Linked DNA regions of Homo sapiens: region 1 is linked to region 2. Evidence: read pairs that join two places in POLR2A ChIA-PET (ENCODE). Cell type or tissue: A673. All regions are shown on one strand. Each heading gives the region's core, and the rest is flanking DNA. Links, peaks and the distances in the headings are about the cores only.

The links. ChIA-PET counts read pairs that join two places held together with the same protein. Peaks named below come from ENCODE experiments on the same cell type or tissue, not always from the same donor. Only the 100,000 strongest peaks of a DNase experiment are listed, where the experiment ranks them.
Region 1: POLR2A ChIA-PET joins it to region 2 with 5 read pairs; 1 of 35 experiments calls an interaction of 5 or more read pairs at or near these places.

The regions. Positions count from the first base shown.
Region 1 is chr2:5,251,369-5,254,289 of GRCh38, reverse strand. No RefSeq gene overlaps it. Among named protein-coding and RNA genes, the nearest start is that of LINC01248, 440 kb to the left of the region's middle. In A673, for the core only: no CTCF peak of the experiment used is centred there; no DNase peak of the experiment used is centred there.
Region 2 is chr2:4,765,582-4,768,502 of GRCh38, reverse strand. No RefSeq gene overlaps it. Among named protein-coding and RNA genes, the nearest start is that of LINC01249, 110 kb to the right of the region's middle. In A673, for the core only: no CTCF peak of the experiment used is centred there; no DNase peak of the experiment used is centred there; H3K27ac peaks cover 791 bases.

The DNA.
Region 1 (2,921 bases), core at 312-2,811, 490 kb before region 2:
GGCCCCATGTTACACATGCAACTAGTGCAAAGATATTTGGTTCGTTTATTAAAAATAGTCAATGAGGGTTGTTTAGTCAATTCCTAGTTTCCTTTTGAACAATTCTTTTATCTGTATTATTATATGATTAGGAGAAAATCCACATTGAACTTCCATTTAATTTTAGAGAAAAGAAAGGGATGGCATGGCTACATTGATCTGAGAGAAATAAATTAAAAAGACACAACGTTCAAACAAAAGTGTCTTTGTGTATCCTTCTCTATGACAATCTTGTGTTCCCATGCCATTAATCATGAGAAGAAGAAATGTTAGAACTCAGATTTTAGGGGTGAAGGATACATATGTAAAAAAGACAAAGTCTGGATGTGAACTTTAATAAATGTGAAATCAATAAAAATTTATCGAATGCTTAATTTAATGATTGGGCATACAGGACTGAATAAGACACCTTGACCTGTCTTCAGAGAACTCACATTCAGCATGCAGTGGATACTCCACAAGGAAATGTAACAGGACGCAGTGATTGCTTCAGTAGACGTACAAACGCAGTGGAAAGAACAGCTTGCTTTGAGTTCACTTAGGGAGGTATTCTCAGAACCGATTCATGGGACATTCCTTGAAGGATGAATTAAAGCTTGCCGGAAAGACAGAGAGGTAAAATTCATTCTAGTCAGATGTACTAGCGCGAGACCAGCTCCAGCTGGCTGCTCATTCCCTGATTTAAGATTTGAAATTTAGTTTGATTTTCTCCTTGGTCCTTTTTTCTTCTTTTCCTGTCGCCTATACTAATCTTGCCTTTTAATCCTAATTAAGGATTGAAAGTGCTGAAATAAGCAATTTTCCTCACTTTCTAGCCCTGTCCTGGGCAGTCTCAACGATAGAGAAGTCTGCGGACATGAGGTCGGTGTTGGCAATGCACAGGTTCGTCCCCCAACCGGACCCTCTTCTGGGGTACACCTGCCTCTAGCTGTTGCTCCCCATGCATGGGGGTTCTCCTGGGCTCCCTTGGTCTGACACAAAAGCCTCTTGAACTCTCTTCCTCACCTCCTCAAACTCACTCTTCAAAAACCCCAGGATATAAATTCAGATCGCGTCATACCACTCTGCTGCCTAAAAGTTTCAATGGCTTTCATTTCCTTTGAGATTAATTTCAAAAACCTGAACAGCACCTGTGAAATCCTGCTCAGTTGAATCCCAGGTTCCCTCTCAGCTTCCTCGCTTGGCTCCCCACTCCCTCCCAGCTCTGCCCTCACAGGGCCTCTGCCTTAGAAGAAGCAGCCTCTGTCCACCTCAGGGCTCTCCCATCTGCTTCTTCTGTCCATGATTCTCCGTCTGTTGCTCTGTGCATCAGGAATTATTTTCCCATCATTTTTCAGGGAAACCTTGCTAGGTCCCTCAGACTAGCTTCTATCTCCACTTAGTACATGCAGCATGTAATACAATCACAGTTTAATTGTAATAAATCTGTTCATCATGCAAGATTCTATGTTCCCACGGGCAAGGATTGTGTGCTCTTCACTGCCATATTCCCTGCGGTTGAGGAATGAATAGAAGAAAAGAAGAAAGGAAAGAAGAGTGGGAAAAAAGGCAGGCATATATGAGGAAGATAGAAGAACATTTCTAAAATGATAAATTAATATCATTATATATTCACCAAATTGTGAGTAATCCAAGAAGGTAGGTTCAAGAGTTGACCAATTAGAGAAAAATATGAAATTAAGATAAACATGAGAAATACAGGTCCTATGTTATAAACTCTTGACTAGAAGAAAGGAGACAGAGCTCCATTCTCTATCTAAGTTAAGTGTGCCATTCTGAGGAAGTCACTTAAGCTTTCTGGGTCTGAGCTTATTCAACAGTAGAAGGAGGAGCTGTGATGAAAAGATACACCATGGAATACTATGCAGCCATAAAAAAGAATGAGATCATGTGTTTTGCAGGAACATGGATAAAGCTGGAAGCTAATTATCCTTAGCAAACAACTGCGGGAACGGAAAAACCAAATACTGTATGTTCTCACTTATAAGTGGGAGCTAAATTATGAAAACATATGAACACAAAGAAGGAAATAGACAGTGGGGTCTACTTGAGGGCGGAGGGTGGAAGGAGAGAGGTGAGCAAGAAAGATAACTACTGGGTACTGGGCTTAATTCCTGGGTGATGAAATAATTTATATGACAATTCCCCATGACACAAGTTTACCTACATAACAAATCTCCACATGTACCCCCAAACCTAAAATAAAAGTTAAAAAATGCCTCAAAATTCTAAGATTCTAAGAATAAGTGGCATGGCCAAAAAGTAACCCTTTTTGGCAGAAAGCAAGCATAGTGGAAGAATAGAGAAGAAATGGAAGAGACTGAAAACAAGCAAAAAAGAAAGCCACTAGGAGAACACACGGATCACATTTACCCAGCAGATTGTGGAAAAGCTGCGTGACATCGAGCTTTGCCTGATTGGTCTTATTGGAGTCAGTGAGAAATAACTATGTGTCTCAGATTTGATGAAGGAGGAAACCAAAAGCGAACTCTGAAGAGACTGACATGTAGACGAACCATCATGAGAACTGAAGTCAACCGATCTTGGTTTTAAATCCAGTTGTAATCACGTCTGGCCACACCATTTGGTGACCCAATCAGAGGCTCAGAACCCTCAATTATTAAGCAAGGATAATAATGTCTATCTTCATTTCACAAGAATTAAACAAGTTAATATAAATAAAAGCAACTGACACAGTGTATGCTCAGAAATACTTGCTCAATGAAGGAAGTTAGAGTTGAAGAGGAGTAGTGTGGACTGGCCGGGAACCATCACTGCATTTAGGAGTTGCACCATCTGTGAGTGATTTGACAATGGAGGTGGCAACCTGACTAGCAAGTAAAAGATTGATTATGCTACATGAGTAAAAAATTGACGAGATC
Region 2 (2,921 bases), core at 303-2,802:
CACACGGCTGCAAGGCCAGGAGCAGAGAAAGGAGAGAAGGGGCCCCGTGGAGGTGACTTGCATTCTCTAGTCAAAGGAACAGCCTTTTTGTACTGCAGAGGAATCGTGAAGAGGCCATCAAGTGATCCTGAGGGAAGGAGTCAATTATAACCAGAATCTGTATTCAAACTCTTTAACAACCAGTGCACCGTGTGCCCCAACCTGTCAGAGTAGAAGCTGGCTCCAGGGCCCTGGATGCACTCTGCTGTGCCAGACTTGACTGTTTACTTGCCTGATTGTGAGGACAAGACAGCTTGTGATTTTGAGAGAGGGCCAGAGGTGTGGGGAGCGGAGTGAGACCCTGTTGGCAGTGGGAAGGGAGGAGGTTGAGGCAGTGGATAGGAACAGTCTGGCCATATGGAATAGTTCCGTATCTTAACAACTGCTCCAGCTGCAAATAAGCCCTGAATTTAACCATTTCCTGGGCTCAGAGTGCACAAGGAATCCCAGGGAGGGAAGAACTGCCCTGTGGCATCACCTCTTTTCCCCATTACTTGCAACACAATGATGCTGAAACCTCAGAAATCCTCCAACAAATGAAGCAATGGAAAAGTGCTAGGAGGTAGAGCACTGAGCAAGGAGAAAGTATCAAATAGGATGACCACTCCCAGGTTCTTTCTTGGAGTTGTATAGATGAGGGAAGAGCAGAAGTTTTGACATGCAGCAGGTTTAGGAGTTTAGTTTGAATCCTGGCCTAAATATTCTATTTTCTGAAGTGAGGAAGAGTTTTTGATTAAAGTCTAGGAACATTTTTATTCAGAAAGCGCACACAAAAGTTTTAGCTCTTCTTGTATATTCATTGGCAAGATGGTATTAAAGGTGGAATAATTGCCTTTGTATATATGAAAAGAACCCATAATAATTTAATACTAGTAATATTATGTTTTTACTTGTATATTATGTGCTAAGTACAATCTTATTGTTAACCAAAACATGAGTTAGTTTAAGGTTCACGCTGTCTATTTTTTGGGTAAGGAATGTGGGTTCAATGGTTAAGAGGGTTCCCTCAAAACACACAGCTAATAAATAAAAGGGCCAGGCTCTGTCTTCATGGGGAAAGGCAGTTCCCAGACGACCCTAATGGATCCCAATGACCATGAATAGGATGCATCAAGGGAGGATATCTGGGTAATCTCAGCTAAAAAGTGCATTCTCACAACCTGTTTTTACATAGGAATAAGAATGACCTCTGGCCAAACATGGAGGACTGAGAGTGTAACACTGTTTCCTGACATAGGAGATTGTTCTGATCAAACAATGCAACATATATCTCTTTGAGATTCAAAACAATGCAACAATTGAGCAATTGTGCTGGGCTCTGATTATGTCCACACTTTGTTTATTGGTAAAATATGTAATACATTGACCTAAATACCATAATACGTGGTGTCCCGATTCCTCACCTGTACCTTGCTTGGATCCTTCTGGGAGAAGCACGCTCATGTATTGGTGTGTGGAGGTTTGAACCCTTGCGAGCTGAGCATTTTGAAGGCCAGCACTGGCTGATAGGAGAGAGATTAATATGAACAATGAAGCAACCATGTAGCAGGATGTTTGCAAATGCGTTGAGGAGCAAAAACATCAGAGGAAGAATGAGGGTGAAAGAAGAGATTCTATCAAGGCATGAAGTTTTCTCACAGTAAGGAGGGTCTGGGAAAACCAAACCAGCAAAATCTGGGAATTGCTGGGCGAGGTCTTTCAGCTTCAGTCTAGAAACAAGGATAACTGGGTATTCAAGCCTTCATAAGAACGGCTTACAATGAAGGCCAGGCAAGACACAATTCAGAAGAAACCTAAGAGGGAGAGAAGCTGCAGTGTGCAGCCGCTTACCTAATCACCCTGTTTTCAGTATATCTTCAAATACAATCTTAACGTAGTGCTACACATTTAACATTCATTCATTATGTCATGGTCATGAAGAATTTCTTAGGTTCTTAGATGGGAAGCTAAGAGCATATGCTGTAATCTCTGCTTAAAATTACTAGGGGAAAAACATCTCAGTTTCACACATACACATAAAAACTGGGATTGTTCCTTCTTAGTCTTTGCTCTGTTTGGGCTCATTTGATGAGTGCTGAAGGCCATCTCAATTCTAGAACCACAGCACGTGGGCTTGGCAGTCGATTTTATGACAGCATGCATCCACGCTGGAGCTACAGCAAGAACGCCGCGGCCAACAGTCTGCACGTGAAAATAATGATCGTAGCTGACTGTCCCCCGAGTGTGCTTCCCCTTCTGGGAGTTAAGGGACAGTCTGTTGAAAGTCAGCCTATATGTTCAAAGGTCATGATTCTATGACTTAGGCTCACATTTATCACAGGGATAAGATAAGACCCACTTTCTGTGAAAAGGTCAGCTTCAGCAAGAGCATCAGAATCATTGTGTCGGCTGGTCTCCGGTGACTTTATTATGTGCTGCACATTCTTTATAGCCTGCCTTTGAAACCACCTGTCTAGTGTACTTCCTGCTTGTGACAATAACTGTTCCACCGTCCCATCGACACCACTCTAATTAGGATTAAACTTCACCCGCTGAGATTACCTGACTCTTTGGCACATTGCCGTCTAGCAGGCAGCAGGGGCTGCATTGCCATTTTAATAAGGAAAGGGGAAAAAAATTCAAATGGCTAATTGCTAGCAGCGGAAGAAGGGTTAATGGAACATCTGCCATGTGAATAGAGTTAATTCAAATGCAAAAGGAAATATTAAGAAAATCCTGTGCTCTGATTGATGAAGTTACAGAATGGAAAGTGTCCAAATATAATGCTGCAGCCATCCTCCTTCAGAAATATTTTGGAAATAAAACAACCCTATTTCTTTTGTTTTTGTTTTTGAAACGGAGTCTCGCTCTGTCGCCCAGGCTGGAGTGCAGTGGTGCGATCT